Regions from separate parts of the Homo sapiens genome. Here region 1 is linked to region 2. Evidence: read pairs that join two places in POLR2A ChIA-PET (ENCODE). Cell type or tissue: PC-9. All regions are shown on one strand. Each heading gives the region's core, and the rest is flanking DNA. Links, peaks and the distances in the headings are about the cores only.

Region 1 (15,393 bases), core at 2,969-10,968, 210 kb before region 2:
AAGGATCACTTGAGCCCAAGAGTTCAAGACCAGCCTGGGCAACATAGCAAGATCCTGTCTGTATAAAAATAAAAATACAATACAATACAATACAATAAAATGCATTAGAGCCCATATCCCAAAATTGTGATTGAGCAGATCTGGGATGGGACCAAGGATGCCGCATGTTCCACAGCTCCCCAGGTGATGAAGATGTGCAGCCCGAGGTGAGAACTACTCCCTACTATTAACAGACGGCACCAGCACGCTCCACGGCATAGGGAACAATTCAGACTGCTGTTTCCATTCCCAACTTACCATCATCACCATGAAATAGAAAAGAACCCAAACGTCAGCCTTGGTTACTTAGTCAACACGAGATAATATGATGTGAATAGTAATAATGGGCCAATAAATATTTCAATTGCAAACTGGATAAATCTACCAATCCTGTGCTAACATAAGAATTTTAATTTCCCTAAATAATTCTTGGATTCCTCAGATTTTGATTCCGTTTCTGTGGAACCATAAACCAGTTTAGGAGCAAAGTCATGAGCATCCATATACAGTCATGGGTATTTCAATTCTGAACCTTAATAAAACCATAAAAGTCAGCTCTGCCGTTATAAACTCCACTTACCTTTGCTGTTTCATAATAGAGTCAAAACCGATAGTCTCCACAGGTTTATTTCCAATTGTAACAATTTGCTCTTTTCTATCTTCCTCTGGTCCATCTTCTAACACATAGCGGTTCTTAATTGCAGTAAGAAAGTCTGTTCCAAAATTTACCTTGTTCGGACGAATAAAGGATCCTCCTGTCGGGTGCCTGGTAAAGAAGAGCAAATGAAACACAGAAAATATTACCCACCAAGAAAGGCCATAAATACAATTTTCTGAAGGTCTTCAAAAATTTCTACATGCTAAAAAATCAAAATTAGCATAAAAGAGAATATCACATACTAAAATAATATATAATCAGTATGATTGACCATAAAGGGTTATGATCTTATGCAAGCATGTTAAATCCCTTTAAATAAACTAACAAGTAATATGAAACTGACAATTCACATTAGAAAAAACAGAAGTATTAAATCCATGGGGGTGGCCAGGCACGGTGGCTCATGACTGTAATCCCAGCACTTTGGGAGGCCAAGGCAGGAGGACCACCTGAGGTCAGGAGTTCAAGACCAGCCTGGCCAACATGGCGAAACCCCCATCTCTACTAAAAATACAAAAATTAGTCCAGCGTGGTGGTGCACACCTGTAGTCCCAGCTACTAGGGAGGCTAAGGCGGGAGAATTGTTTGAACTCGGGAAGTGGAGGTTGCAGTGAGCCAAGATCATGCCACTGCACTCCAGCCTGGGTGACAGAGCAAGACTCCATCTAAAAAAAAAAAAAAAAAAAAAAAAATCGTAGGTGGATTATATACAAAATCATTTATTTATTTATTTACTTATTTATTTTTTATTTTGGTAACAGAGAGAGACCTTGTCACTTAAAAAAAAAGAAGAAACAGTGAACTCTATAAATTGATCAAAATTGTATTATAAACACTATTTCAGCTTACGATCATTACTTTTTTTCTTTTTTTTTTTTGAGACAGAATCTCACTCTATTGCCCAGACTGGAGTGCAGTGGCGCAATCTTGACTCACTGCAACCTCCACCTCCTGGGTTCAAGCAGTTCTCCTGCCTCAGCCTCCCAATTAGCTGGGACTACAGGCATGTGCCACTACACCCAGGCTAATTTTTCTATTTTTAGGAGAGACAGGGTTTCACCATGTTGGCCAGGCTGGTCTTGAACTTCTGACCTTAAGTGATCCTCCCGCCTTGACCTCCCAAAGTGCTGGGATTACAGGCGTGAGCCACCACGCCTAATTTTTTTTTTTTTTTTTTAAAGAAAGGGGGTCTCACTCTGTCACCTCGGTGAGAGTGCAGTGACACAACCATAACTAACTGCAGCCTCCAATTCCCAGGGCTCAGGCAATGCTCCCTCTTCAGCCTCCCACGTAGCTAGGACTACAGGTACAAGCAACCATGTCCAGCTAACACTTTTCGTACTTTTTTTAAGAGACAACATCTCACTACGTTGCCCAGGCAACAACCATTAACTCTTAAAGAAAGAAATCAGACCTTTTTAGAAGTCACCATAATTCTGGCCAGGCACAGTAGCTCATGCCTATAATCCCAGCACTTTGGGAGGCTGAAAAGGGCGGATCACCTAAGGTCAGGAGTTCGAGATCAGCCTGACCAACATGAAGAAACCCCATCTCTACTAAAAATACAAAATTAGCCAGGTGTGGTGGCACATGCCTATAATCCCAGCTACTGGGGAGGCTGAGGCAGGAGAATCACTTGAACCCGGGAGGCAGAGGTTGCGGTGAGCCAAGATCATGCCATTGCACTCCAGCCTGGGCAACAAGAGCAAAACTCCATCTCAAAAAAATAATAATAATAATAATTGAAAAGGATGAAAACTAATATTTGTGATAAATTTTGTTAACATAAACATACGTACAGTTTTCTCTAAGATGTGGGTTCACAGTGATGATCAGACTCTAAAAGGAACTTGTGATCCCAAAAAGTTAAAACCAATCCCCAACCTGGGAAGAAGTGGCCAGGAGGGAGTTAGAAACTTAGAGAGTGTGGGCTGGGTGCGGTAGCTCACCCCTATAATCCTAGCATTTTGGGAGGCTGAGGCGGGCAGATCACCTAAAGTCAGGAGTTTGAGATCAGGTGCGGTAGCTCACCCCTATGATCCTAGCATTTTGGGAGGCTGAGGTGGGCAGATCACCTAAAGTCAGGAGTTTGAGACCAGCCTGGTCAACATGGTGAAACCCTGCCTCTATTAAAAATACAAAAATTAGCCAGGCATGGTTGCTGGTACCTGGAGTTTCGCTACTTGGAAGTATGAGGCAAGAGAATTGCTTGAGCCCAGGAGGTGAAGCTTGCAATGAGCTGAGATCACATCATTGCACTCTAGCCTGGGCGACAGATGGAAACGAGGGGAGGGGAAAGGAGGGAAGGGGAGGGGGAGGGGAGGGGAGGGGGAGGGGAGGGGAGGGGGAGGGGAGGGGGAGGGGAGGGGAGGGGGGAAGGGGAGGGGAGGGGAGGGGAAGGGGAGGAGAAGGGAAAGGGATGGGAAGGGAAAGGGATGGGAAGGGAAACTTGGAGAGTGTGGTGTCCTGGAAGCCAATGAAGAAAGTCAACAACCATGTCCAATGCTAAAACCAGGTCAGGTAAGGTAACAGCTGAGGCCTTGCCACTGAATCCAGCAACATGAACATAACCTTTCCTACGAGCAGTCTGGGTGGGGCAATAGGGCAAAGCCCAGCGAGGGTGAGTTCCAAAGACTGGGAGGCAAGTGAGCACAGCCTACCCTTGTCCTGAAGGGGCACAGGGGTCAAAGGAGGGAGATTGCTTAAGACAGGAGAAAATATCCACCTTGTATGTTGATGAAATTAATTCAGTGGAATAGGGGGAAGCTGATTATGCAGGAAATTAAATCCTCTTTTGTAGCAAAATTAAGTCCCATATCTCTCTCATGGCTTATACACACACATCAGTGATTTGTTTCTGTAAGTTAAACATGTCTCTTAAGTTACAAGCCTAGTTTACTGGCTGCTCTGCCTATGGAGTAGCCATTCTTTATTATTCCTTTACTTTCTTAATAAACTTGCTTTCACTTTACTCTATGGATTCCCCTCAAATTCTTTCCTTTGCAAGATCCTAGAACCCTCTCTTGGGGCCTGGATCAGGACCCCTTTCTGGTAACATCTTTCTGGCGAACCACAGAAAGGAGGACACTGAGGGGACCCGCCCCCCAACCCAAAGGAAATAGTCTGCAGCACTGACTGGGTGACCTTGGGACACAAGTGGAGAAACTGCTTATTTTACCAAGGCTTCAACTGGAATGGTGTGTGTTCCTTTATGGAATCAAACTTGACTTATAGAGCCAATAAAAGCCGCTTGGGAAAACTGGCCTCACTCCTTGTCTACACAGTTCCTGACCTGTGTCCCACAGACCTATGGAAGACAAGAGAATGATCCCACTTATTCCTGTGAACCAACCAGTGATCTCTGGCTGCTGCTCAGAAGAAACAAGAGTGATGGGTAATGTTATTCTAATTCTGGGCACATATTGGAATTGGCTAGTGACTCCTTATTAGCTTGATTTAAACAATTGCCCAGTTCATGGAAAACTTTCTAATTCAGTTTACTTGGGATAATTTTATTTTTTTTATTTTACTGTTGTGGAATATATTGCTGTGATTATACTCTTTGTGTAGGAATGCAGGATAAGCTTACTAAATGTTTTCTTAAACTGAACACTTATTAATCTTCCAGATATACCTTTTGTCGGAACTCAAGAGTTATGAATGGCCTTCGCCATACCAACGCTTTCGAACTGAGCTCCTCTACCCTGAATGCAAGAGACCCAACAGTTAGGCAGGAATATCATCACCCCTGTTCAGCATAAAGAAGTTACAGAAAGTGGATCTTCATCCCTCTGCAGCCCTTAGGATTAAGGGTTCTCTCGTAAAAGGGAGGGGGGAAATATGTCAGAGACGTTTGAACCAGAGCAACTCCATCTTGAATAGGAGCTGGGTAAAATAAGGCTGAGACCTACCAGGCTGCATTCCAGACTGTTAGGCATTCTAAGTCTCAGGATGAACTAGGAGGTCGGTACAAGATACAGGTCATTAAAGACCTTGCTGATGAAACAGCATGCAGTAAAGAAGCTGGCTAAAACCCACCAAAACCAAGATGGAGATGAGAGTGACCTCTGGTCATCCTCACTGCTACACTCCCACCAGCACCATGACAGTTTACAAATGCCATGGCAACGTCAGGAAATTACCCTACATGGTCTTAAAAGGGGAGGCATGAATAATCCACCCCTTGTTTAGCATATACTCAAGAAATAACCATAAAAATGGGCACCCAGCAGTCCTCGGGACTGTTCTGCCTATGGAGTAGCCATTCGTTATTCCTTTATTATAATTTTTTTTGGAGATAGAGTCTCCCTCTGTTGCCCAGGCTGGAGTGCAGTGGGGTGATCTTGGCTCACTGCAACCTCAGCCTCCCTGGTTGAAGCAATTCTCCTGCCTCAGCCTCCCGGGTTGAAGCAATTCTCCTGCCTCAGCCTCCTGAGTAGCTGGGATTACAGGCGTGCAACACCACGCCCGGCTAATTTTTGTTTCTGTTTTTTTTGTTTTTGTTTTTGTTTGAGACAGAGTCTCACTCTGTCACGCAGGCTGGAGTGCAGTGGCACGATCTCGGTTCACTGCAATCTCCAACTCCCGGGTTCACGCCATTCTCCTGCCTCAGCCTCCCAAGTAGCTGGAACTACAAGCACCCGCCACCACGCCTGGCTAATTTTTTGTATTTTTAGTAGAGACGGGGTTTCACTGTGTTAGATAGGATGGTCTCGAACTCCTGACCTCAAGTGATCCGCCCACCTCGGCTTCCCAAAGTGCTGGGATTACAGGCATGAGCCACGGCGCCAGGCCCTAAATCTACACTTTTTAAAACAGTGGTAATAAACAAGTTTTAAAACCATGGTAAAAAAACAAGAAGTCATGAACAGATCTTTATTACTGTTGAGTTTAGTTGCAGGCAGATGAAAGGAGAGTTAGGAATGTTGTTAGGTAGTTGCAAAACGGATGCTATGCCCTTTACAGATCAAAGACTAACACTAAAGATCAATATTTTCTGGAACATTTCCAGCAGGTTTCTCAGAAAACAAAACAGCCTCAACAAATAGTGAAAAACCCTAGCTGAATGGGTGCCCATCAATAACAACAAATCTCCAAGAGGTAAACTGTAATAATTTACATAGACTCCACTGAGATTCTACATTAATATATTAAGAAACTGTATCCAAACACTGAAATTCCAAACCATGTCTAAAGAGAAAAATGTTGGTGAGGAGGAGAATACAGGGAGGGGTGTCCAAAAACGTTTCTCTTGGAAGCATTTGGCCTGTTCAGGTTCCTTCCTCCTTCTGCCTACCAATTACACATGCTGCTGGTAAAATCATCATCCTGACCCATGGCCCTTGTGGAAACAGCATGTGCTCATAAAACCCAGTTATCAAGATTCATTCTGTCCTATGTCCCCATCAGGACTGCCACATAGAATCGAAGATGCTCAGTTAAGCTTGTATTTCAGATAAACAGCAAATCATTTTTAAGTAAGTATGCCCCCATGCATGTCTCATACTTATACTAAAAAAAAAAAAAAAAAAGATTGGCTGTTTATCTGAAATCCAAAGTTCACTATGCATTTGGTATTTTTGTTTGCTGAATCTGGCAACACTACACAAAGGTAAAGGGTCCCCAACAGACTCCCAGACTTCCACAGTAAGCTTCTTTCTTGTTGGAGCTTTGGATACAAGCTACTGGAAAAGGCCAGGTCTCTGGGGAGTTTCTAATAAATACTGTTGATCTTGATACCCTGTTTGTTTCAGGAATGTTTAGTGTTCAGCAAGGTTGCATAACTAGCTGTTCATCAGGAGAGGAGAACTCAGCTTTCGTGCAGTGTTCAGCGCTGTAACATCTAAAGAGCTGACCCAGAGAGGTTGTTTTCCTGTGAGTAAAGCAGTACAGTAGATAAGCACCTTGCTGTAGACTGCTCTTTTTGTTTGCTTCTCTAATCAGCTGAATTTAATATTCATCTCAACTGCTTTTGCGTTGACACAATTATGATTTTGCTCTGATTCAAGAAAACCTTCCAAAAATGAAGCAGAGCTACCACCTTTTTGAACAGAGATGCGCCTTGCCCACATACTATCATTACATTTCCTGATTAAAAAAAAAAAAAAATCTTCCAACACTTTACACCACACCAAGAGAATATTTTATACCAATCCATTAATGCTCAGCCAAGATCCTCAAAACACTTTACAACTGGCTTATGACACACAAAAGATGAATAAATCAAGGGCTTTCTTTTTTTAGTTTAATTTTTAATTTTTGTGGGTACATACAATATTTTGATACAGGCACACGTGTAACAATCACATCAGGGTGAATGGGGTATCTATCACTTCAAACATTTATCCTTTCTTTCAAACACTTATCCTTTATTGCTAGGGCTTTGTTTCTTAAATTGTCAACCATCCATTTCCTAAGATGTCCATTACCACAGACACAGGCTGGAACAGCACGACCTCTCTGATGCTAAGTATTAAAGTTAGATTCTGCTCCCTAGTGTTGAAGAAAAGTCAGATTTTAAGATTTATTTCTCACCAGAAAAGAGAACTTCTACCATTGCTTGGAAACAGAAGCACTGAAATAAAAGGTGAGTGGGCAGAATACTGACACACACAGCTCTGTTCAGAGCATACTCTGGGGTTTAGGTTGAAAGAAAAAAAAAACTGAAAACCACTCTGCTGTCTACGGACAAGGTAAAGAGGACTTCAAGGTTACTTACCATATTTGAACCCCTCAACTACCCCTTCAACAAGAAGTAGAGAGCAGGAGTACCTAGGAAGGACACGGGTGACTGGCGCACGGCCATAAATCTTGGATAAATCTTGGGAAAGTTGATTACAGAAACTGGGTCATTCTTGTCATACCCAACTAAATCAGAGTCAAGGGACCAAGGGGAAAAAGTGCTCGGGGCACACAACACCTGCTCCAAGAATTCAGTTTATTACAAGCCCAGCTGCTGAGACTGCCTGTTGTAACCTGAAGCCAGTTTTATTTAATAGCTACTAAAACAATCTGCCGTGACTCTAAGACTAATCTTACCCACCACTGTCACTCACCAATCAGAGCTTGCTAGCCAGCTCTCCAAAACTTGACTAGTGCCAATGAACTTTCTTTCAGAACAATATGTAACATTTCTCCTTTTTATAAAATGTACTAGACAGGACACGGCGGGTAACACCTGTAATCCCAGCACTTTGGGAGGCCGAGGTAAGAGGATCACTCAAGCCCAGGAGTTTGAGACCAGCCAGGGCAAAATAGGGAGTCTCCATCTCTACAAAAAAATCAAAAAATGAGGTGGGAGAACTGCTTGAGCATAGGAGGTTGAGGCTGCAACGAGCCATGATTGTGCCACTGTACTACTACCTGGGTGACAGAGCAAGACCCTGCGTCCAAAAAAAAAAAAAAAAGGCGGGGGCCAGGTGCAGTGGTTCACGCCTATAATCCCAGCACTTTGGGAGGCCAAGGCAGGCAGAACACCTGAGGTCGGGAGTTCGAGACCAGCCTGACCAACATGGAGAAATCCTGTCTAAAAATACAAAATTAGCCAGGCGTGGTGGCACTTTCCTATAATACCAGCTACTCAAAAGGCTGAGACAGGAGAATCCCTTGAACCTGGGAGAAGGAGGGTGCAGTGAGGCGAGATCACGCCATTGCACTCCAGCCTGGGCAACAAGAGCGAAACTCCGTCTCAAAAAAAAAAAAAAAAAAAAAAGCCCAGGAGCAGTGGCTTATGCCTGTAATCCCAGCACTTTGGGAGGCCGAGGTGGGCAGATCAAAAGTTCAGGAGTTCGAGACCAGTCTGGCCAATATGGTGAAACCCCATCTCTACTAAAAATACAAAAATTAGCCAGGTGTAGTGGCAGGCGCCTGTAGTCCCAGCTACTCAGGAGGCTGAGGCAGGAGAATCGCTTGGACCCGGGAGGCGGAGGTTGCAGTGAGCCGAGATGGTGCAACTGCACTCCAGCCTGGGCGACTGAGTGAGACTCCGTCTCAAAAACTAAAAGAAAAAATCCACGTTTCTCTTTGTTCTTTGTTCTTTGGATATACCAAAGACGATCTAGTCTGTGCGGATGCCCTGAACTGCAATTCTTGCTTCCCAAATAAAATGTTACACTTAGACATTCATCTGCACATTTTATTTTTATTTTGACACTGTAAACCACTATTAATTGCTAATGTTACAAATATTAATTATGGGTAATAATAGCTCAGGAGATTACTATATTTACCTTAGGTTACAAAAGAGATCAGAGAAACTAAAACATGACATGAAATCATCAAACTCTAAAGGACCAGTTAAATTCCTGTAGTCCAGACCAGTGGTTCTCCACCACTTCAGACCCAATGATCTCTTTTGTATTGCCCCATAAATATCCTGAAATGGAATTCACAGATAACATTACCTACTCATATAATTTTTTAATGTCAACAAAGTGCCTATTTAAATTTTAAAAAGTTATTTATAATAAGATAATATGTACTTCAATTATGTAAATGTTTAGGCATGACAACACAACACTAGACGATATAATGAAGTAAGCAGTTATTCCAAGGCTAAGAATCCAAATACAGTCATGCACCACATAATGACGTGTAGATCAACAATGGACCGCATATGCTACAGTGGTCCCATAATCACACTGGAGCTGAAAAAATCCTATCTCCTAGTGAAGCTGTAGCTGTCTTAATGCTGTAGTACAACATAATACTCGTGTTTGTGGTGATGCTGGTGTAAACAAGCCTACTACACTGCCAGTCACATAAAAGTATAGCACATACAATTATGTATAGTACATAATATTTGATAATGATAATAAATGGCTATGTTACTAGTTTAAGTGTTCACTATACTATACTTTTTATCATTATGTTAGAGTGTACTCCTTCTATTTTTTCTTTTTTTTTTGAGACACAGTTTCACTCTGCTGACCAAGCTGGAGTGCAATGGTGTGATCTTGGCTCACTGCAACCTCCACCTCCCAGGTTCAAGTGATTCTCATGCCTCAACCTTCCCAGTAGCTAGGATTACAGGTGCATGCCACCATGCCCAGCTAATTTTTCTGTTTTTAGTAGAGACGGGGTTTAACCATGTTGGCCAGGGTGGTCCCGAACTCTTGACTTCAGGTGATCCTCCTGCCTCAGCCTCCCAAAGTGCTGGGATTACAGGCATGAGCTGCTGTGCCCAGCAAACTCCTACTTATTAAAAAAAAAAAAAAAAAAAGTTAATTGTAAACTACCCTCAGGCAGGTCCTTCAGGAGGTATTCTGGAAGAAGGCTCAGGTCCAGTGCAGTGGCTCATGCCTATAATCTCAGCAATTTGGGAAGCCAAGGCAGGCAGATCACCTGAGATCAGGAGGTCGAGACCAGAATGGCCAACATGGCGAAACCCCGTCTCCACTAAAAATACAAAAATTAGCTGGGCATGGTGACATGCGCCTGTAGTCCCAGCTACTCGGAAGACTGAGGCAGGAGAATCACTTGAACCTGGGAGGCAGAGGTTGCAGTGAGCCGAGGTTGTGCCACTGCACTCCAGCGTGGGTGACGGAGCAAGACTCTGTCTCCAAAAAAAAAAAAAAAAAAAGTACCGGGCATGGTGGCTCACGCCTATAATCCCAGCACTTTGGGAGGCTGAGGAGGGTTGATCACGAGGTCAGGGGTTCGACACCAGCCTGGCCAACATGGTGAAATCCCATCTCTACTAAAAATACAAAAATTACCCAGGTGTGGTGGCGCATGCCTGTAATCTCAGCTACTCAGGAGGCTAAGGCAAGAGAATCGTTGGAACCCAGGCAGTGCAGTGAGCTGAGATCATGCCACTGCACACCAGCCTGGGTGACAGAGCAAGAATCCATCCCAAAAAAAAAAAAAATTTAAAGTTTATAACATAAAAAAGTTACAGGAAGCTAAAGTTAATTTATTATTAAAGAAAGAAAAAACTTCTAAGTTTAGTGTAGCCTAAGGCTACAGTGTTTCCAAAGTCTACAGTAGGGTACAAGAATGTCCCAGCCTTCACATTCACTCACCACTCACTCACTTACCCAGAGCAACTTCCAGTCCTACAAGGTCCATTCACGCTAAGTGCCCTATGCAGGCATACCATTTTCTATCTTTTTTTTTTTTATGATGAGATCTCATTGTGTTGCCTAGGCTGGTCTTGAAACTCCTGGGCTTAAACAATCCTAATGACTCAGCCACCCAAGTAGCTGGTACTAACAGGCACATACCACCCGTACCACCCCACACTGCTTAATTTTTTTTTTTTCTTGAGCCGGAGTCTTGCTCTGTCACGCAGGCTGGAGTGCAGTGGCACGACCTCAGCTCACTGCAACCTCCACCTCCCAGGTTCAAGCAATTCTCCTGCCTCAGCCTCCTGAGTAGCTGGGACTACAGGCGCCCGCCACCACGCCTGGCTAATTTTTATATTTTTAGTAGAGATAGGGTTTCATCATATTGTCCAGGCTGGTCTTGAACTCCTGACCTCGTGATCCGCCTGCCTTGGCCTCCCAAAGTGCTGGGATTACAGGCGTGAGCCAACGCACCCGGCCAATTTTTTATTTTTACTGTACCTTTTCTATGTTTAGATAAATACTTACCATTGTGTTACAATTGCCTACAGTATTCAGCACAGTAACATGCTGTACAGGTTTATAGCCTAAAAGCAATAGGCTATGCCATACAGTAGCCTAGGTGTGCAGTAGGCTACACCACGCAGGTTTGTTAAGTATACTATGATGTTCACACAATGATGAAACCACCTAACAGGCATTTCTCAGAACACATCCCCTTCATTAAGCAATGCATGACTATACTGACTCAATGTCCCTGAACCAAGGCTTCCCATTAGCATTTCAGGACAAACCCTGCATCACCCAGGACTTGAAGCAATTCTTGATTTTTCTGCTCAGAGCAACCAAGACTTTGAAAATATCACTGTATCCAGAGACCATTAAAGACCATAAAAGTATGGACAATTTGGGCAAGCTTTTACAAGAAGGAAGTAGGCTGGGGTAAGTTCCAAATAAAAAGTCCTTTCACAGGGGGTGGTGGCTCACACCTGTAATCCCAGCACTTTGGGAGGCCGAGGCCAGTGGACTGCCTGAGGTCAGGAGTTCGAGAACAGTCTGGCCAACCTGGTGAAATCCCCGTCTCTACTAAAAATACAAAAAAATTGGCCAGACGTGGTAGCGTTCGCCTGTGATCCCAGCTACTCAGGAGGCTGAGGCAGGGGAATTGCTTGAACCAGGGAGGTGGAGGTTGCAGTGAGCCAAGATCACGCCACTGCACTCCAGCCTTGGCCACAGAGTGAGACTACATCTCAAAAAAAAGAAAAAAGTCCTTTCACTGGAGGGTTTGTAAGGTCATGGTCCAGGTACCTAAGGAATCTGTGGGCCTGGCTAAAATATTTCTCCCTAACCATATAACCTGAACAGCTCTGAACAAATTCAGAGATGGCAAGTCTACAAGTAGAGTTGGCCTTTTAAGAACACCCTGACTTTCTAAAATTATGAAATAGTGGACCAGGAGATATGCTGTGTGGTTACCTAATTCTGACCTTCATTTTAAAGGTTAGTAAACTTGTCTTGTTCAGGACCATAAAGACTGTTAAAAGTGGGGCTGGTGCAGTGGCTCACATCTGTAATCCCAGCACTTTGAGAAGCCGAGGTGGGAGGATCGCTTGAGGCCAGGAGTTTGAGACCAGCCTGGGCAGCATAGAAAAACTTCATCTCTTTTTTATTTTTATTTTTTTAAATTAGCTGGGTGTGCTGGTGCACGCCTGTAGTCCCAGCTACTCAGGAGACTGAGGCGCGAAGATCACTTGAGCCCAGGAGTTCAGGGTGACAGTGAGTCATGATCATGCCACTGCATTCCAGTCTAGGCGAGACAATGTCTCAAAAAATAAACAAATAAACCAACCAAACAAACAAAAAAGACTGTTAAAAACAGGCTAGAGGCCCCCTGATTTCCAGGGCAGTATTGTGTTCACTGTACCATACTTAAGGAAAAACAGCTTACTAGGGAAAGATCGTTTTCAGAAATTGAAAACTAATAAAAATCAACAACAACAACAAAAATTTAGAAGACAGGCTCTGCCTGAAGGCTCCCCAGCACCCTTTTCAGGGCTTCATGCAGTTTTTCTGACATCAGGCGATCAAAAATAATAATAGAAATGCAATGTGACAGGCCGGGCGTGGTGGCTCACACCTGTAATCCCAGCATTTTGGGAGGCTGAGGCGGGCGGATCACAAGGTCAGGAGTTCGGGACCAGCCTGGCCAATATGGTGAAACCTCGTCTCCACTAAAAGTACAGAAATTAGCCAGGCGTGGTCGTGGGCACCTGTAATCCCAGCTACTCAGGAGGCTGAGGCAGGAGAATTGCTTGAACCTAGGAGGTGGAGGTTGCAGTGAGCTGAGATTGTGCCACTGCACTCCAGCTGGGCGACAGAGTGAGACTCCGTCTCAAAAAAAAAAAAAAAAAGACAAAGAAATGCAATGTGACATGTAACTCTTCCTATGATAAGAAATTTATTTAATGGTGGCTCAACATTCCACTATTCAGATGTTCTGTATTTTGTGTAATCAATTCCTTCTTACTGGAAATCTAGGCTGTTTCTCTTTTCTATTATTTACTTACTGGATTGTAAATTGGTAATGAGCCAGAAAGGTTTACATTCATCCAATTTAAAGGACTGTTAAAAAAAAAAAAAAAAAAAAAAAGGACGAAGAAAGCAACGCCATGCATAAGGTCAAGAGTCAGAATTTTTTTAAAAAAGGGAAAAATGCTACAAACAGCAGCAATTAAGCCACAAATAAAATAACTGCCTTTTTGGAATACAACAAATTCCATAATATAACTACTCCATGAGCCAAACATTTCTTCCTCTCCATCCCTCCTTATTCAAGTATTAAATATAATCTTGACTAAATGACCGTGCTGATTCATAATGAAAAGTTACCTGCATTTAAAATACACAGTCCCTTCGTGGCTCCCATCATGCTTTCCTCTCTCGGGATTGTCCCATTCTACTCCTAACCAGGGTCCTAGCAGAACAAGAAAAACCAAATGAGTAACAGATGATGATACAGGCAATGCTCCAGTTTTCTGCAAGCAAATACCAATTTGCAGCGGAAACCATATCACACAGATACCACTTGGGGAGGAGGGAATGGACAAGTTAGCCTTATACTCAGGACTTCAATCAGCAAATGCCATAGCATGTCTGGGTGAAAAAGCCAACAAAAACCACCACTCCAGAAAACAAGAATGGCTAAAATTTATTGAGCACACTAAACAAAACTGACCCTTGAGGACATTACACTAAGAGAAATAAGCCACCATAAAAGGACAAATACCATATTCCACTTATATGAGATACTTAGGGTAGTTACTACTAAACTGTACATTCAAAACTGGTTCAGATGGTAAATTTTATGTTACGTATATTTCACCACAATTTAAAATGTTAAATTGAAAAGTGGTTAAAATGGCAAACTTTATGTTATGTATGTGGCTACAATAAAAATTAAAAAAAAAAAAAAAGCCCAGGCACAGTGGCTTACGCCTGTAGTCCCAGCACTTTGCAAGGCCAAAGTGGGCGGATCACCTGAGGTCAGGAATTCGAGACTGGTCGAGACTGGCCTGACCAACGTGAAGAAACCCCATCTCTACTAAAAATACAAAATTAGCCAGGTGTGGTGACACATGACAGTAATCCCAGCTACTCGGGAGGCTGAGGCAGGAGAATCACTTGAACCCGGGAGGCGGAGGTTGCAGTGAGCCGAGATCATGCCACTGCACTCCAGCCTGGGCAACAAGAGCAAAATTCCGTCTCAAAAAAAAAAAAGGCTGGGCACAGTGGCTCACGCCTGTAACCCCAGCACTTTGAGAGGCAGAGGCAGGCGGATCACGAGGTCAGGAGTTCGAGACCATCCTGGCTAACACAGTGAAACGCCGTCTCTACTAAAAATACAAAAAATTAGCCAGGCACGGTGGCGAGCGCCTATAGCCCCAGCTACTCCGGAGGCTGAGACAGGAGAACGGCGTGAACCCGGAAGGCGGAGGTTGCAGTGAGCCGAGATCACGCCACTGCACCCCAGCCTAGGCGACAGGGCGAGACTCCATCTCAAAAAAAAAAGAGGAAAAATAATTTTTTCCTTCAATTTCAGCAAAAACCCAATAAAGGTAGTCTTCAAGGAAAAAGAAAATTATACCAGATAGAAGCCTAAAGATACAAGGAGTGGGGAGATAAAAGGCAAGAAAAGGGTAAATATATGGGTGAAGTTAAAGTAATACAGACAATGTAAAGTAATAATATCAGTTCTTCGGGTTTAAAATAAACATCGGTTAAAATGTCACACATATGAGTTAGGAAGGTGATAAATGGCATGTTCTAAGGTCTTTCATGGGTCCAAAAGGAGGTATAATTATTAGACTAGATTTCTGTAAACCAGAGATGCATATTTTAATCTCTAGACTTACCTCTAAATAATAAAAAATTAACTGCTGTGTAAGGAAAAATAAAAAATGAATAACTACTGCATAAGTTAAAACTCTCCAAACCATGTCTTTCCTCTGCTACACTATTCCTCACACTACAACGATCAGCACAGATGACTTCTGTGACCGAATGTGTGGGGGTTTTCCCCACACACCAAGCAGGGGATGCCATCTGGGTGTCCGCCAATTCAATTCTGACACT
Region 2 (15,393 bases), core at 6,706-14,705:
TTCAGCAGAACTGTTTGAAAGTTACCTACACTTGTTACTCAGTTTCTCTCCTTTTTCTGTGTAAATCCACTCTCATCAGCCTTTTGTTCACTGTGTCTCCACAACTGTGCTTACCAGGAACACTAGTGACCCTTTGTAGATAAATTCCTCCTGCTTTTCTTGCCCTCTTACGTACCTTATCAGTGGCTTTACAGTCAGTTGATCACTCCTTCCGTGATATGCTTTGCTTGGGCTCCAGCTGCTCCAGCTACAACCATTTTTCTTGTTTATTTTCCTTTTCTTCCTTTCTCAAAATTAAGAAACCACTCCTCAATTATCTTTTCTGTCTTCCTCATCTTTATGTGTTTTCTCCCTTCTAATTTTTCCCCTATTTCTTTCTGATATCCATTTAACATTTTTTTGGTTTCTGTTCCTATTTTTCCAATCCTAACTTGAGTCACAATTCTGATATTGAATTTTTCTAAATTATTTTTCCGAGCCAAAGGAATTTGATCTGGAATATAACTTTCACCTAGGACTCTGGGTAAATTCTTTCCCTTCAACTCTCCTCCCCCTCCTTTTCTTTTTTTCTTCATCGTTCAAGCTTTCTACATTAGGACTACGTTATGTATTATTACAAAAGTGAACTTAATTTTAAAATATGAAAAAAATTTCTGTTTCATATCTATTCTCCTAATATCCCTTACCACATCTAGAAAAGTATTCATTTGGCATATGATAAGTACTAAATGAATGTTGAACTAAATTGGACCTCCTGACAACAAAATGGAAGTAGAGCAGAAGGTAAAATCCAAATAAAAGCCACTGGTTTTTTAAAGTGATACCTATAATAGGGGATTGGGACAGATATGGCTTGACCCTCTCACTGGAGCTGCTTCTCACCTCATTTATATATAACTCTGTGTTTCACATTCTAAGGAACTGTCAAACTTTTCCACAGAGACGACACCGTTTTACATTCTCACCAGCAATGTGTTAGGGTTCCAGGTTCTCTGCAGCCTTGTCAACACTTGTTATTCTCTGTTTATCTCATTGTGCTTTTTTGATTTGCATTTTCCTAATGCAACATTTTTTCATGTACTTGAAATGTAGAGTTGAACATTTTTTCATGTACTTATTAGCCATTTGTATATCTTCTTTAGAGGAACGTCCCTTCAAGTTTTTGCCATTTTTGAATTGGTCAGTTGTTTTGTTGTTGTTGAATTATAGTTCTTCATATATTCTAGATGTTATTCCCTTATCAGATACATGATTGCAAATGTTTCTTTTGTTGCCTCTGCTTTTGATGTTATTTCCAAAGAAACATTGCCAAATCCAGTGTTCTGAAAATTTTCCTTTATGTTTTCTTCTAAGAACTTTATAGTTTTAGCTGTAATGTTTACATTGTTGTTCTAATCTGAGTTCATATTTGTATATGATATATGTGACCTCTTTGGGTTACATAAAGAGCTCATCTCTTAGCAAACAAAATGGAGTCGAGACTGAGAGACTGGAATGAATTTGATTGGAAATATTAATTTTCTGTTACTTTTTAGCTATTCTTAGTCTCCTTTTGTCCTTAAAAAATTTTTAAGTCACTTTTCAGCTTAATTTCTTTGTTCTTTCCTGCTCTAAAATGTTTTGTGTCCTTCATTTTTTTTCTTTCTTATTTCCATGTAATCTGATCCCTGCTGTACTTGAGTTGTGTATGCCATTGGATTTAGGAATATTGAAATAGAGTACAAAGTTGTTCTACTCATTTTCTTTGAAATAATTGTCCTGGTAATGATAGAAAGCAAGGTACCCTGGGAAGTTGTCTGCGTTGTTTCTATAGTACAGAAGTCAGAGGCCTATAAAATGACCATTTGACAGTGGTTTCCATTATCTGTAAGTTTGTATTAAAAGAGAGTGGCTTTTGAGTTAACCATAGATTTTGAGTACAAATGAACATAAACATTTCCTTCATGAAAAAAAGATGATAATTCAGTTATGTGTTGTACTCAAATGGGCTTTAATTTTTCTTTGTGTATTCATCTTAGAATGTTTACTAAACTTGGACCTGTTTCATTCAGTAGTTTCGTAGATTGGCAGGTACATTGATATTTTTGTCTAAGTACGCACAAATAACTAATTCCATACATTTATCAAATATTAACAAAGTACACTTTTGGGGAATTTAAAAAACTTAGCATCTGCATTACAATATGCAATTAATGGCACAGTTAACCATTTGCAGTTGTCTTTGTACGCTTTGGTAAAATGCTGTATTAGTGTTCTTATTATTACATATTACCTCTGCCTAAAGACCTATACTTCCGTTTCATTTTATAGCGTTACATTGCTTAGGAAAACCTATTGATATAATTACTATACCATTCCGTTGAGCTGTTTATGTCAACTCTTAAATATGACTATGCTATAATATTTATGGTTCTGTCATTCTGCTGTTATATTCTTAAGTGTGAGGAATACCATCGCTGTCTCTCTGATGTAGATTTAAGTGTTATATGAAGTAGAAATATGAAATGTTTATATCATACTTAGGAATTTCATTTTATTTTATTTTATTTTGAAGCGGAGTTTCGCTCCGTCACCCAGGCTAGAGTGCAGTGGCATGATCTTGGCTCACTGCAACCTCCGCCTTCTGGGTTCAAGCAATTCTCCTGCCTCAGCCTCCCGAGTAGCTGGGACTACAGGCGTGTGCCACCATGCCCGGCTAATTTTTGTATTTTTAGGAGAGATGAGGTTTCACCATGCTGGCCAGGCTGGTCTTGAAATCCTGACGTCATGATCCGCCTGCCTTGGCCTCCCAAAATGTTAGTCTTACAGATGTGAGCCACTGCACCCGGCAGGAATTTTATTTTTGAATAATATACTACTTTTTTGTTTCATTTTATTGTAGATACATGATTAAAAGTATTAATTGTGATCAGTTGTTATTTTCATATATCTTGTTTTAGATAGTCAGATTAAAATACATATAAATTGAGATTATATAAAATTCATAAAGTAGGTAAATATTGATAAAATTGCTTATGAAGTTTATAATTAATAATGATTAACACTGCTTTTTATCTTGACTTGGTGTTTTTTTCTATTATTTTGTCATACTTTTATTTATTTAATTCAGGTGGGGAAATCCCTTTCCATACTAAGACAGTACAAATTTCCACTTTAGATGTGAGGTTCTTAAAAACTAAGTAAGTTAATTATATGACATACATTAACTTTTTTGATTATAGAGAGGCAAGATATAAAATACATATTGTGCAACAATTATTAAATGAATCTATTCATTATAGAAAGCAAAATATAGATGATTTTAACATTTACTTAATGGTTGGTTATTAGATTTTTATCTTATCTATACATATTTCAAAGAGTGAGGTTTCAAGTTTATATTAATTTGATTTTACTTACGAAGTTATTTTTAAAATACCTTTATTCTGCATGCTGTTTATTTTTAAATCTCTTAAGACTGTGCTTTTTAGGTATATATTAACTATATGCTGATAATATTTCTTTTAAAATTGGGTTTAAGAAGAACCAAAAGCTGAATTGATGTGGGCATATTAACCATTTTGGTAGTATATCTGGTCGACTAATGTTCTTTTCCATTTTTATTATTACAAAATGATTTCTTACATAATTTGCCAATGCATCTGTACAAAAGCCATAAAGTTTTCTTTTTAGAAATCCAATTTTTCTGTGGTGAGAGCAAGTATGCTGTGGTCTCTGAATGGTATCTTTTAGCCTTGTATGAATATTTTTAAACATTTGAAAAATCAAATATTTGTGTGGTGGCTTCTTTCAGAAAGTTTCACGTTTGTATTCACAATTTGTCATTACTGTTTAGTATTGTCTTCTTTTGTTGAATTGTAAGCTCCTCGCAGGCAAGGGCTGTGTTTGTTGATTCATTGCTGAGTACCCAGTGCCTAGCAGACTCTGTTATTACATAATAGATACCTTAGAGGTGTTTGTCAAATGAATACGTCCACATGTGTACTTATGGTCTTGGAGTCTCATATAATTTTTCATTCTACGGCCAGGTGTGGTGGCTCACGCCTGTAATCCCAGCACTTCAGGAGGCTGAGGCAGGCAAATCACCTAAGGTCAGGAGTTCAAGACAAGTCTGGCCAACATGGCAAAACCCAGTCTCTACTAAAAATACAAAAATTAGCTGGACGTGGTGGCACACACCTGTAATCCCAGCTACTCAGGGGGCTGAGGCAGGAGAATCACTTGAACCTGAGAGGCGGAGGTTGCAGTGAGCTGAGATCGCACCATTGCACTCCAGCCAGGGCAACAGAGCAAGACTCCGTCTCAAAAAAAAAAAAATTTTTTTTTCATTGTACTTCATTTTATGTAGGTCAGGGAACATACTAGATCTTCAGAAGTTAAATGAGTTTATCATGCATATGTTATTTTATGTTTTGTTAGTTGAATGTTAAGTGATCTCAATAGAAATATTATCAGACAAGTCATATATATACCTTGGAAATATTTTCCTTAGTACTTTAGATAAATATTCAATAAGATACTTGTTTAGATTCCATCTGTAGAATTAATTACATTGACTGTATTGATAACTGAATTGAAAAAGTATAGGCTAATCACTGTCTTAATTTTCTAACTCAATATTTGTTTTTAATATTTGTTTCAATACTTTTTGTTTATTTCAGTATTTCTTTTTAAATGGAAGCATTTAGTAATGCTGTTTCCCTTGTGCCCTGCAAAATTAATTTATTTCCTGTTATTATGAAAAGGCCAATTATGATTTGTAATCATAATTCCTAAAGGTTAAGACCAGTTAAAGCCAGGATAGATAAACTATCCTGGATTGTATATATATGTATATATTGTGTATATATATGTATATATTATATACACATATATATAAAATAACAACCCAGTCTACCTGAATTTTCACATTTTCAGAAAACTGTATTGCTTGAATCTAAAATTGCAAGACAATTTATTTTATTTTATTTTATTTTACATATTTTTTTGAGACAGAGTCTTGCTCTGTTTCCCAGGTTGGAGTGCAGTAGTGCAGTCTTGGCTCACTGCAACCTCTGCCTTCTGGGATCAAGTGATTCTCCTGCCTCAGCCTCCTGAGTAGCTGGGATTATAGACATGCGCCACCGTGCCCAGCTGATTTTTGTATTTTTAGTAGAGATGGGGTTTCGCCATGTTAGCCAGGCTGGTCTGGAAGCATTTTAAAACCAAAAGGTTTGTATTTAACTTACTTACTAAGATTATTGTATTCCGCCAGATGCGGTGGCTCACACCTATAATCCCAGCACTTCGGGAGGCCAAGGTGGGCGAATCACTAGAGCCCAGGAGTTTGAGACCAGCCTGAGAAACATAGTGACACCCTCTCTCTACAAAATATAAAAAAATTATCCAGGTGTGGTGGTGAATGCCTGGAGTCCCAACTGTTCAGGAGTCTGAGGTGGGACAATTGATACTGGGAGGTCAAGGCTGCAGTGAGCCAGGATGGCGCTACCGCACTCCAGTCTGAGCAACAGAGACTCTGTATGAAGAAGAAAAAAAAAAAAAGAAGATTCTCGTATTCCTTAAGAATGTACTTTCGGGGATGAATAGATATCTTACTTGACGTGGTACCCCAAGGAGAAATTGAGAAATATTTTATGGCCTTCTATTTCTTAGCTGCAGTTTCACTCTTTGCCACTTCCTTTCCAGTTATTTTGTTTTACTTTATTTTTATTTATTTTATTTTTTTTGGAGACAGAGTCTCGCTGTGTCACCCAGGCTGGAGCACAGTGGTGCGATCTTGGCTCACTGCCACCTCTGCCTCCTGGGTTCAAGTGATTCTCCTACCCCAGCCTCCCAAGTATCTGGGACTACAGGTGCCCGCCGCCACAGCCAGCTAATTTTTTTTGTATTTTTATTAGAGACGGGGTTTCACTATGTTGGCCAGGCTGGTGTTGAACACCTGATCTTGTGATCCGCCCTCCTCGGCCTCCCAAAGTGCTAGGATTACAGGCATAAGCCACCGGGCCTGGCCTATTTTAATTTTTTATGAAATTCAAGATATGTGAACTTGAGCTAAAATTTCCCATTTTCTATCTGCATTGACTATTTTCTTATCTATTATGTCTAAGGTAAATTTGGTGTTGTCTCTTTTTAATATATACTAAATGTACTGTATTTTTAAAAGTCTAAATTTATAAAGAAGAAGTAGGATTAACTGTAGCTTTTTGTTGTAGTTCTGAAGTAAATTCTTCTTTGAAGCCTGTGCTTCTTTGGTAAGGAATGAGAAATCTTGACCCACTAATATTGCTTTCTTAAATTAATTGGCACCAGTAATTATGCCAGTCTAAGACGTTCTTTCTTATATAATTTTAATGTCTGTAGGAAATATGGGGTTTTCATGTAGAGTTTTTCCCCGCATGAATTTTATTTTTTTGAGATGAGTCTTGCTCTGTCACCCAGGCTAGGGTACCGTGGCATGCGATCTCGGCTCACTGCAACCTCCGCCTCTCGGGTTCAAGCTCTTCTCCTGCCTCAGCATCCCAAGTAGCTAGGACTACAGGCGCCCGCTACCACGCCTGGCTGATTTTTGTATTTTCAGTAGAGACACGGTTTCACCATGTTGGCCAGGCTGGTCTCGAACTCCTGACCTCATGATCTGCCCACCTCTGCCTCGGCCTCCCAAAGTGCTGGGATTACAGGCATGAGCCACTGCGCCCGGCCTAATTTTTATCTTTTTGTTAGAGACGGAGTTTCACCACGTTGGCCAGGCTGGTCTCGAACTCCTGGCCTCGGGTGATCTGCCTGTCTGGGCCTCCCATAGTTCTGGGATTACAGGTGTGAGCCACCGTGCCCGGCCTCCCCACATGAATTTGCTTTTTTTTTTTTTTTTCCCTATTCTTTGAAAATATCCTGTAGAGAAAATAGAAGGAACACTTGGGTAGTATTGTAATGGGTAATTACATATACGGAAGGAACATTTCTTATTTTTAAAAGCAATGATCAGTTATAGTTATTTAATCTTCTGACCATCTTTATTTTTCTTGTAAGATCTATCAGACAACTAAAGTGCTATTTAACGTCTCATTAGGTTTTGAAATACTTGTCTGCCAATATGTTTGTGTCAGTGATCTCAGCTTGTATTTGGTAAGGACATTTGTAATTCGAAAAAGCTTCCCCAACCAAAATTCTCACATGTTATTTTCTCCTTTTCTTCCTCTTCACGCCACTGGTCTCTCACTCTTCACTAAACTTACTCTGAATAGGGCCTGGAATGCCCCCTACCGTTATTTTCGTGTTAGAATCTTTTCCCGGGCAGTCCATTTCCTTCTCTTCTCTAATTCTCCACAGGAGTGCTTTTTGGCAAGCACTGTCTTTCACTTTCATTGTTGGAATTTCTTAACTTGTGAAATAAAGGCCCTGATAAATTTTTAAGATATGCTCTAGTTCTAAAAGTTATTAGTTTTGATAACAGTAACAATATTGTGTAACTGTGTTTTATACAAAGAGCATAATTGGCAAGGTAAAAAAAAATGCAAAAACTTAGTGTCAAAACAAGGGCCTGAATTAAACAAATAAAAGCACTGAGAAAGTAGAATAGAAAGAAGCCAAATAACAGAAGAGTCATAATATTAGCTAATATTTATAGATCTGTTAAGTTAGATCTATAAATATAATGTAATATTATTATACATTATGTTTGCTGTTAGATTACATTATTACTCTATAGTAAGTTTTCAGGGAATTTCTTAAAACCATACAGAGTATTCCATGAGAATTTTTTTTGTTTTGTTTTTTGAGACGGAGTCTTGTTCTGTCACCCAGGCTGGAGTGCAATGGCGCGATCTCGGCTCACTGCAACCTCCGCCTCCCGGGTTGAAGCGATTCTCCAGCCTCAGCCTCCCGAGTAGCTAGGATTACAGGCATGCGCCATCATGCCTGGCTAATTTTTGTGTTTTTGTAGAGACAGGGTTTCACCATATTGGCCAGGCTGGTCTCGAACTCCTGACCTCAGGTGATCTGTCCACCTCAGCCTTCCAAAGTGCTGGGATTACAGGCGTTAGCCACTGCGCCCGGCCCCATGAGAATTTTAAAACAAAAATTTTCCAGAATAGTAAGGCCATACTGTTAATTACAACTATGTATGTAGTTTGTTTCATCTAATTTAAGAATTTATTTTTGTGTGTGTGTCCTGCCTGCTCCAACACACTTTTGACATCTAAACTCAACTACTTAACATTTTTCTGACATCCAGTCCTCTTGTACCATCCTTCTTTTATAATTGAGTAGAAGAGAACATGATTACCATATAGGATTTACAGAGCTTAGGCAGTGGGCCCCAGCCTGTACCATACCAAGCATCCATCATTTTATTATTTATGTGTATGTTCTTGCCACCTTGTTCTTAAGAGAATTTAAACAACATACATTATATCTGAGTAATAAAGGAATCTTCCTTTATCACAGTGGCCTTACCCATGAGGCAGTAACTGTTTTTCCTTGTTTGATGTGTTTGGTGTTGCATGTAAAATATACAAATGTGCAATATCATGCATGTATTCTTAAATTGAAAACTACTATTTTACCCTACTTCAAAATATAATTGATAATAAAACCCAGGTTGAATTGAGTCAGTTTTTTATTGATAGTAAAACATGTCTGGTATAAAACTAGCTACAGAACAGATAGCCTTTGGTTAAGAAAGGTAGAACATGATTATAACTTTGTTTAGCTCACATTAATGTTATGTGCAGCCATCATGAACTGACTTCAGTTTCTCTCATAAAAAATTAGAAAGCTTGTTTTGTTTTCTTTTAAAAACAAAGTTGATATCTTGACTTCTTCTTTCCATAACTCTTCTAATAGAGCAACTTCTAGGAGTTCATACTGAAATCTACAGAGGATGGAGGTGTTTTCTTTTCGTTTCCCACCATGCCCCCGATTTTGGAAGGAAGTAAATTGCTTTCCTAAGCATTATACAATTTTCGATATTAATAGGAAAGGTAAAAGTACTGCTGCAAATATATGGATAGATGCTACAGTGCCAGGTAGAAGTACCAAAAGGAGTGTATTTAGTAGAAGAATACTTACTTTAAAGCTTTTCAAAGTACTTACCATATATTTGTACTTACACCAGTACTTACCATATATTTCTACAAAAAAACCCATATATGGTATGTACCATTATTTTTTATTTTGTTTTTAAATTGTAGTCTTATTTTATACAGAAATAAACTAAGCCTTAGATTGAGAATGAGTTGATCAGGACCACATAACTAGGAAGCAGGGATTATGTTAAGTCTGTCCTAAAGCTCATTCCATTCCCTCTTATTCTTATTACGGCCCTCAGCATCTTCCAGCATATAAACAGAACCCCTTGCATGGGGATGAATCCTCAGCTTTTCTGGCTTTTACTGGCTACAAGCCAGTAGTTTGTACCAGCAGAGTAACTGCCCAGGAGTTTGCTACAGATACTTTCCAGGCCTATGCTAGAGTAAGAATATAATTTATTAGTCAAGTAATGACTCAAGTCATTTACTTCTTGATTTGGGGACTTTGTTACTTCCTTTTAATACCTCTAACAATGAGGACATTTTAATTTAAAAGCTCGTTTTCAGGTGTCCATGTTCTAGAGTTTTGTGTTTTCTATGAGTAATGTATATAACTTTGAACACAAAAAGAGAATGTCAATTAGTTTTTAATGTTTACTTCTTCTAGCTGTTATAATTCTTGAATGAATGAAGAACGAATAAACTGTCATTCTTTTTTTTTTGCTTTAAACAAATAGTTTTATTGCAGTTAATAGTAATTTGCACCCTATGAAATTGTGAAGACCATCAGCATTGAATCAAGAGGCCATCACAGCTGTTGACTCAGCTGTCTGTACATGTAGGGAGCATTTCAGAATACTGAAAAACTTTGCAGAGTAATGTTTTTCTGGTATTTTATGAGCAAGCATTTTTTTTTTCTAGTTGATTTTGCATTATCCATACGTTACAATATGGTGCTTTTCTTTTCTTATTTCTTTTTTTTTTTTTTTTTTGTGAAACAGAGTCTCGCTCTGTCGCCCAGGCTGGAGTGCAGTGGCGCGATCTCAGCTCACTGCAAGCTCCGCTCCTGGGTTCACACGATTCTTCTGCCTCAGCCTCCTGAGTAGCTGGGGCTACAGGCCCCCACCACCACGTCTGGCTAATTTTTTGTATTTTTAGTAGAGATGGGGTTTCACCGTGTTAGCGTTGATGGTCTTGATCTCCTGACTTCGTGATCTGCCCGCCTTGGTCTCCCAAAAGTGCTAGGATTACTGGTGTGAGCCACTGTGCCTGGCTGTAATACGGTGCTTTTCTATTACACAATGCCATTTAAAACTGAAGCTATTACCTTAGCTCTCTGATGTGTCTAGAGAAAAATTGCCTACCTGCTGCTTAAGAATGAAACAAAGTAAAACAAAATGTAGAAAATACTGTGATTTATCTTAATACTTACTGTACAGATTCAGTTTCTCTTTGTTGTAGCCGAGTAAGCAGTGCTAGTTGAGGAATCATGAGATCATGCTCTCTAGTCTTGGCTCGGCCAGTAGCTAACTTTAAGTCCATGGGCAAGTTATTACCTCCCTCTCTTTGTGCCTTGGTAGCTTGCTCTTCAAACCAGGAAGCTGAGATGATTTCCAAGGTCCTTTCCCTTCTAAAATGTCAAGATTCTATATGAGTTTCTCTTTAATATGGCATAGGTTATTTCCGTGGTATATATTGTACATATTTATATTAATTTCCTTTAATTTTAGATACGATGAATGGATTAAAGCAGATAAAATAGTAAGACCTGCTGATAAAAATGTGCCAAAGATAAAACATCGGAAGAAAATAAAGGTAAGTGCTTGTTTTTACTACACACTATTAGCTCTTAAAAAGAAGTTTTCCTCCAAATGATGCAATTAAATATGTGTTAGTGTTACACTTTATTGAAATAGCACATTTTTCAAATGCTAGATTTGTATATAATTAATTTTGTCAGGTTAGGGAAAGCATTTTAGAAACAGTACTGGATGATCTTTGAGACTTTTTCAGTCCCAACATTATATAAAGCCATTCAACCAGATTTTATTTATCTATTTCTGCCATTTCCTTCCCCTCTAGTTCCCAACCAGGAGCCATAAGGCAGTGTGACTTGGAGAGACATAGGTTATTATTGTAGCTGTAAACCATTCCAAGGAAGAAAAGGCTATCTGGCAACTCCTTTTTCTCTTCTTCTTTATCTGATTATAGTCAGTGGCTTAGAATATATTCACAAGATTTTTTTTTTTTTTTGGAGACAGAGTCTCGCTCTGTTGCCCAGGCTGGAGTACAGTGGTGCAACCTCGGCTCACTGCAACCTCCACCTCCCAGTTCAAGCGATTCTCATGCCTCAGCCTCCCGAGTAGCTGGGATTACAGGCACACACCACCACACCTGGCTAATTTTTGTATTTTTAGTAGAGATGGGGTTTCACCATGTTGGCCAGGCTGGTCTCGAACTTCTGACCTCAGGTGATCCGCCCGCCTTGGCCTCCCAAAATGCCGGGATTATAGGTGTGAGCCACCACGCCCAGCCCCACAGGATCCTATTAACCACGAAAATGCCATGAGGATTTACTTAGGAGCTCATATGGAAAATTAATGTTACTTTTATGTATGATAGAATTATTCATTCTAAGACTAAATTTTCCTAAATGTTTGATTAGCATCTTCTATGCATCTGGAATGATACTAGATATGTACCATCCTTAGGAGAATTACTCTCACTCAAAATTTATAGTGCTTACTGCTAACTCATGCTTCAGAGAGCTTATTTTTCCTATAAATCAACAAAATTTTTAAGAGTAGTTTCCAGGAAATATATCGGCCTTTGCTTATCTATTTGTAAACAAATAATTTGAGAAAATTTCTCATCTTTTCTCAAAACATTAATATATCACTGAGGTAGGAAGGTTGCCCCTGACTTGACTTTACAAAAGTACCTGGAATTTTGTCATTCCCAACCCACATATAGTGAGATTTTAAAATGACCACGTTGCAATCGTTTCTTTTTTTTCTTGTTTTTTTGAGACGGAGTTTCACTCTTGTTGCCCAGGCTGGAGTGCAATGGCGCGATCTTGGCTCACCGCAACCTCCATCTCCCAGGTTCAAGCGATTCTCCTGCCTCAGCCTCCCGAGTAGCTGGGATTACAGGCATGCGCCACCACCCCGGCTACTTTTGTATTTTTAGTAGAGACGGGGTTTCTCCATGTTGGTCAGGCTGGTCTTGACCTCCTGACCTCAGGTGATCCACCTGCCGCGGCCTCCCAAAGTGCTGGGATTACAGGTGTGAGCCACCTCACCTGGCCTCTTTTTTTAGTTAGTATTTAATTTAAACGTATTGTGATTTTAATTCTGAAGAGCAAGTTGTAGGTTTGCTAGTCCTAATCACCTATCTGATTGCTAATTTGATTCCCGTTATTAAAGTATAAATACAAAACCTTTTGATCATCCTGTGTAGTATTTTGTTAAGTAGCTTTAAAAATCTGGCTGTTTTGAGGGGCTTCTTATGTTCTTTCTTTTTATGTTAAATATTTAACAACATATTCTGTAATAGTGAGTTAAAAGTGGACATTAACATTGTTTCTGATAAATGCCTTATGATAAATTACGACATACTTTTTTTCTTAACCTAGAATAAATTAGACAAAGAAAAAGACAAAGATGAAAAATACTCTCCAAAAAACTGTAAACTTCGGCGCTTGTCCAAACCACCATTTCAGACAAATCCATCTCCTGAAATGGTATCCAAACTGGATCTCACTGATGCCAAAAACTCTGATACTGCTCATATTAAGTCCATAGAAATTACTTCGATCCTTAATGGACTTCAAGGTAAACATAACAATCGTTCTGTTGTGCAAGTATTTGATTTTAATTTATGAGTCAAGTTCTATAAAGGTAATTCAGTGACATTACCAACTACTGTTTTTTCTACCAGAGTTTTGTTTGCTCTCTTATTACAGGTTGAATATCTCTTAACTGAAATTCTTGGAACCAGAAATGTTTTGGATTTCAGATTTTTTTTTGATTTTGGAATATTTGCATTCCACAAGCCAAATCCGAAAATTCTAAATCTGAAATGCTCCAGTGAGCGTTACCTTTCAGAATCACGTCAGCACTCAAAAAGTGTATGATTTTGGAGTCTTCAGATTTTGGATTTGGGATGTTCAACCTGTACTTGAAATAAAATCAGCCATTGATTGAGGCCTCAAATTTTTTATTACTAGTAGATCCAAGGGCACCATAAAATTTTGGTTAACATTTAATATTCAACTTTTAGCATTGTTACTTTAGTTTTTTAATCTTTTCTGTGCCATCCTTTCTGTTGCAATGTAATGCATAGTTTGTGTTATACAACATCAGACCATAAAAGTATACTGACAAGTTGTTGTAAAGAACACCAAACTTTGTTTGTCCTGATTATGACTATTATGATCTCTGTTTCTTTGAGACAGGGTCTCACTCTGTAGCCTAGGTTGGAGTACAGTGGTGCAATCTCAGCTCACTTCAGCCTCAACCTCCCAGACTCTAAAGATCCTCACACCTCAGCCTCCCAAGGAGCTGGAGCTGCAGGCGCATGCCACCATGCCCGGCTAATATTTATATTGTTTCTAGAGACGGGGTTTTGCCCTGTTGACCAGGCTCGTCTCGAGCTCCTAGGCTCAAGCAATTGGCCTGTCTTAGCCTCCCGAGTGCTAGGATTACAGGCAGGAGCCACTGCACCTGGACTGACTGCTTTTTTTTTTTTTTTGAGACGGAGTCTCGCTCTGTCACCCAGGCTGGAGTGCAGTGGCGCAATCTCAGCTCACTTGCAAGCTCCACCTCCCGGGTTCACACTGTTCTCCTGTCTCAGCTTCCTGAGTAGCTGGGACTACAGGCGCCCGCCACTGCGCCTGGCTAATTTTCTGTATTTTTAGTACAGATGGGGTTTCACCATGGTCTGGATCTCCTGACCTTATGATCCGCCCACCTTGGCCTCCCAAAGTGCTGGGATTACAGGCGTGAGCCACCGCGCCTGGCCTGACATGACCTCTTTTATGATGGGATTATTGCTTAGTATTTAAGGCAAAATGAAGTATAGGTAATAAAAGCAATGAGGATTGGAGCAGAGATTTATTAAATCTGACTGGCAGGGAAGGGGACATATCTATGAGATAAAAGAATGGATCTCCATAAAAATATCTTATCATTTCTCATAACTTAAAAGAGGTTTCATTTTTACTTATTTTGAATGTTAATAGAAGCTAGTTTTTGTTTCTTATTGTAGATGTGTGTTTATATTAACTCATTATTTTATAAACCAAATGCTGTACTATATTTTTATTTACTCACCACTGTACTAATTAGGGCAATATTTTTAAATTGATTTTTAAAAAATTTTCCCATGTATCCTACATGCAAATAGTGCATGGAAAATACATGTATAGTTTAAAGAACAGTAATAATATGGATACTAGTATGTCTCCACAGTAGCAATCAAATACTATTTACTTAAAACATGTAGTATGTCTCCTCCCAGAAGTAATTATAGTCTGGACTTTTGTGTAATCCTTGCTTTACTTTTCTTCAGAATTGAATTATCTATATTTATATTCCTAAGTAATTTTTATTTTACTTCGTAGTATGTCTCCTCCCAGAAGTAATTATAGTCTGGACTTTTGTGTAATCCTTGCTTTACTTTTCTTCAGAATTGAATTATCTATATTTATATTCCTAAGTAATTTTTATTTTACTTCATTTTTTTAGGGTGTTTTTTTGTTTTGTTTTTGTTTTTGAGGCAGAGTCTCGCTCTGTCACCCAGGCTGGAGTGCAGTGGTGCTATCACGACTCAAGTGACCTCCTGGGCTCAAGCGACCTTTCCATCTCAGCCTCCTAAGTAGCTGGAACTACAGGTGTGTGCCACCATGCCAGGCTATTTTTTGTAGTTTTTGTAGAGATGGGGTTTCACCCTGTTGCCCAGGCTTGTCTCAAACTCCTGGACTCAAGCAATCCAATCCATCTGCCTCAGCCTTCCAAAGTGTTAGGATTATAGGCATGAGCCACTGCACCCAGCCTGTTTTTTAGTTTTTTAAAAATTGAGTAACAAGCATAAGCCTAGTTTTATAAGAAGGCTCAGATGAAGGCTTTCTGAGAATGTTACCTGAATAGAGATTCTAAGTCATACTCTGATTTCAGATTTAGCTTCTCTGAGAGTTTACAAAAGCCCCTCTAGAGAATTCAGTTGGACAGGTCATAAGCCAGTTCTGATAAACCTAGGGGTCCACTACAGTTAGAATATCTGACACATTTGGCTGGGCATAGTAGCTCACTCCTGTAATCCCAGCACTTTTGGAGGCCAAGGCGGGCAGATTACCTGAGGTCAGGAG

Evidence for each region. ChIA-PET counts read pairs that join two places held together with the same protein. Peaks named below come from ENCODE experiments on the same cell type or tissue, not always from the same donor. Only the 100,000 strongest peaks of a DNase experiment are listed, where the experiment ranks them.
Region 1: POLR2A ChIA-PET joins it to region 2 with 5 read pairs; 6 of 35 experiments call an interaction of 5 or more read pairs at or near these places.

The regions. Positions count from the first base shown.
Region 1 is chr1:235,399,845-235,415,237 of GRCh38, reverse strand. It overlaps TBCE (tubulin folding cofactor E), which reads right to left. Exons shown (of 17, transcript NM_003193.5): 3 at 13,651-13,735; 4 at 620-805. Among named protein-coding and RNA genes, the nearest start is that of TBCE, 40 kb to the right of the region's middle. RefSeq lists an enhancer at 14,607-15,140. In PC-9, for the core only: no CTCF peak of the experiment used is centred there; a DNase peak (open chromatin) is centred at 10,817; H3K27ac peaks cover 973 bases.
Region 2 is chr1:235,191,479-235,206,871 of GRCh38, reverse strand. It overlaps ARID4B (AT-rich interaction domain 4B), which reads left to right. Exons shown (of 24, transcript NM_016374.6): 18 at 10,757-10,841; 19 at 12,661-12,859. Among named protein-coding and RNA genes, the nearest start is that of MIR4753, 9.1 kb to the right of the region's middle. In PC-9, for the core only: no CTCF peak of the experiment used is centred there; no DNase peak of the experiment used is centred there.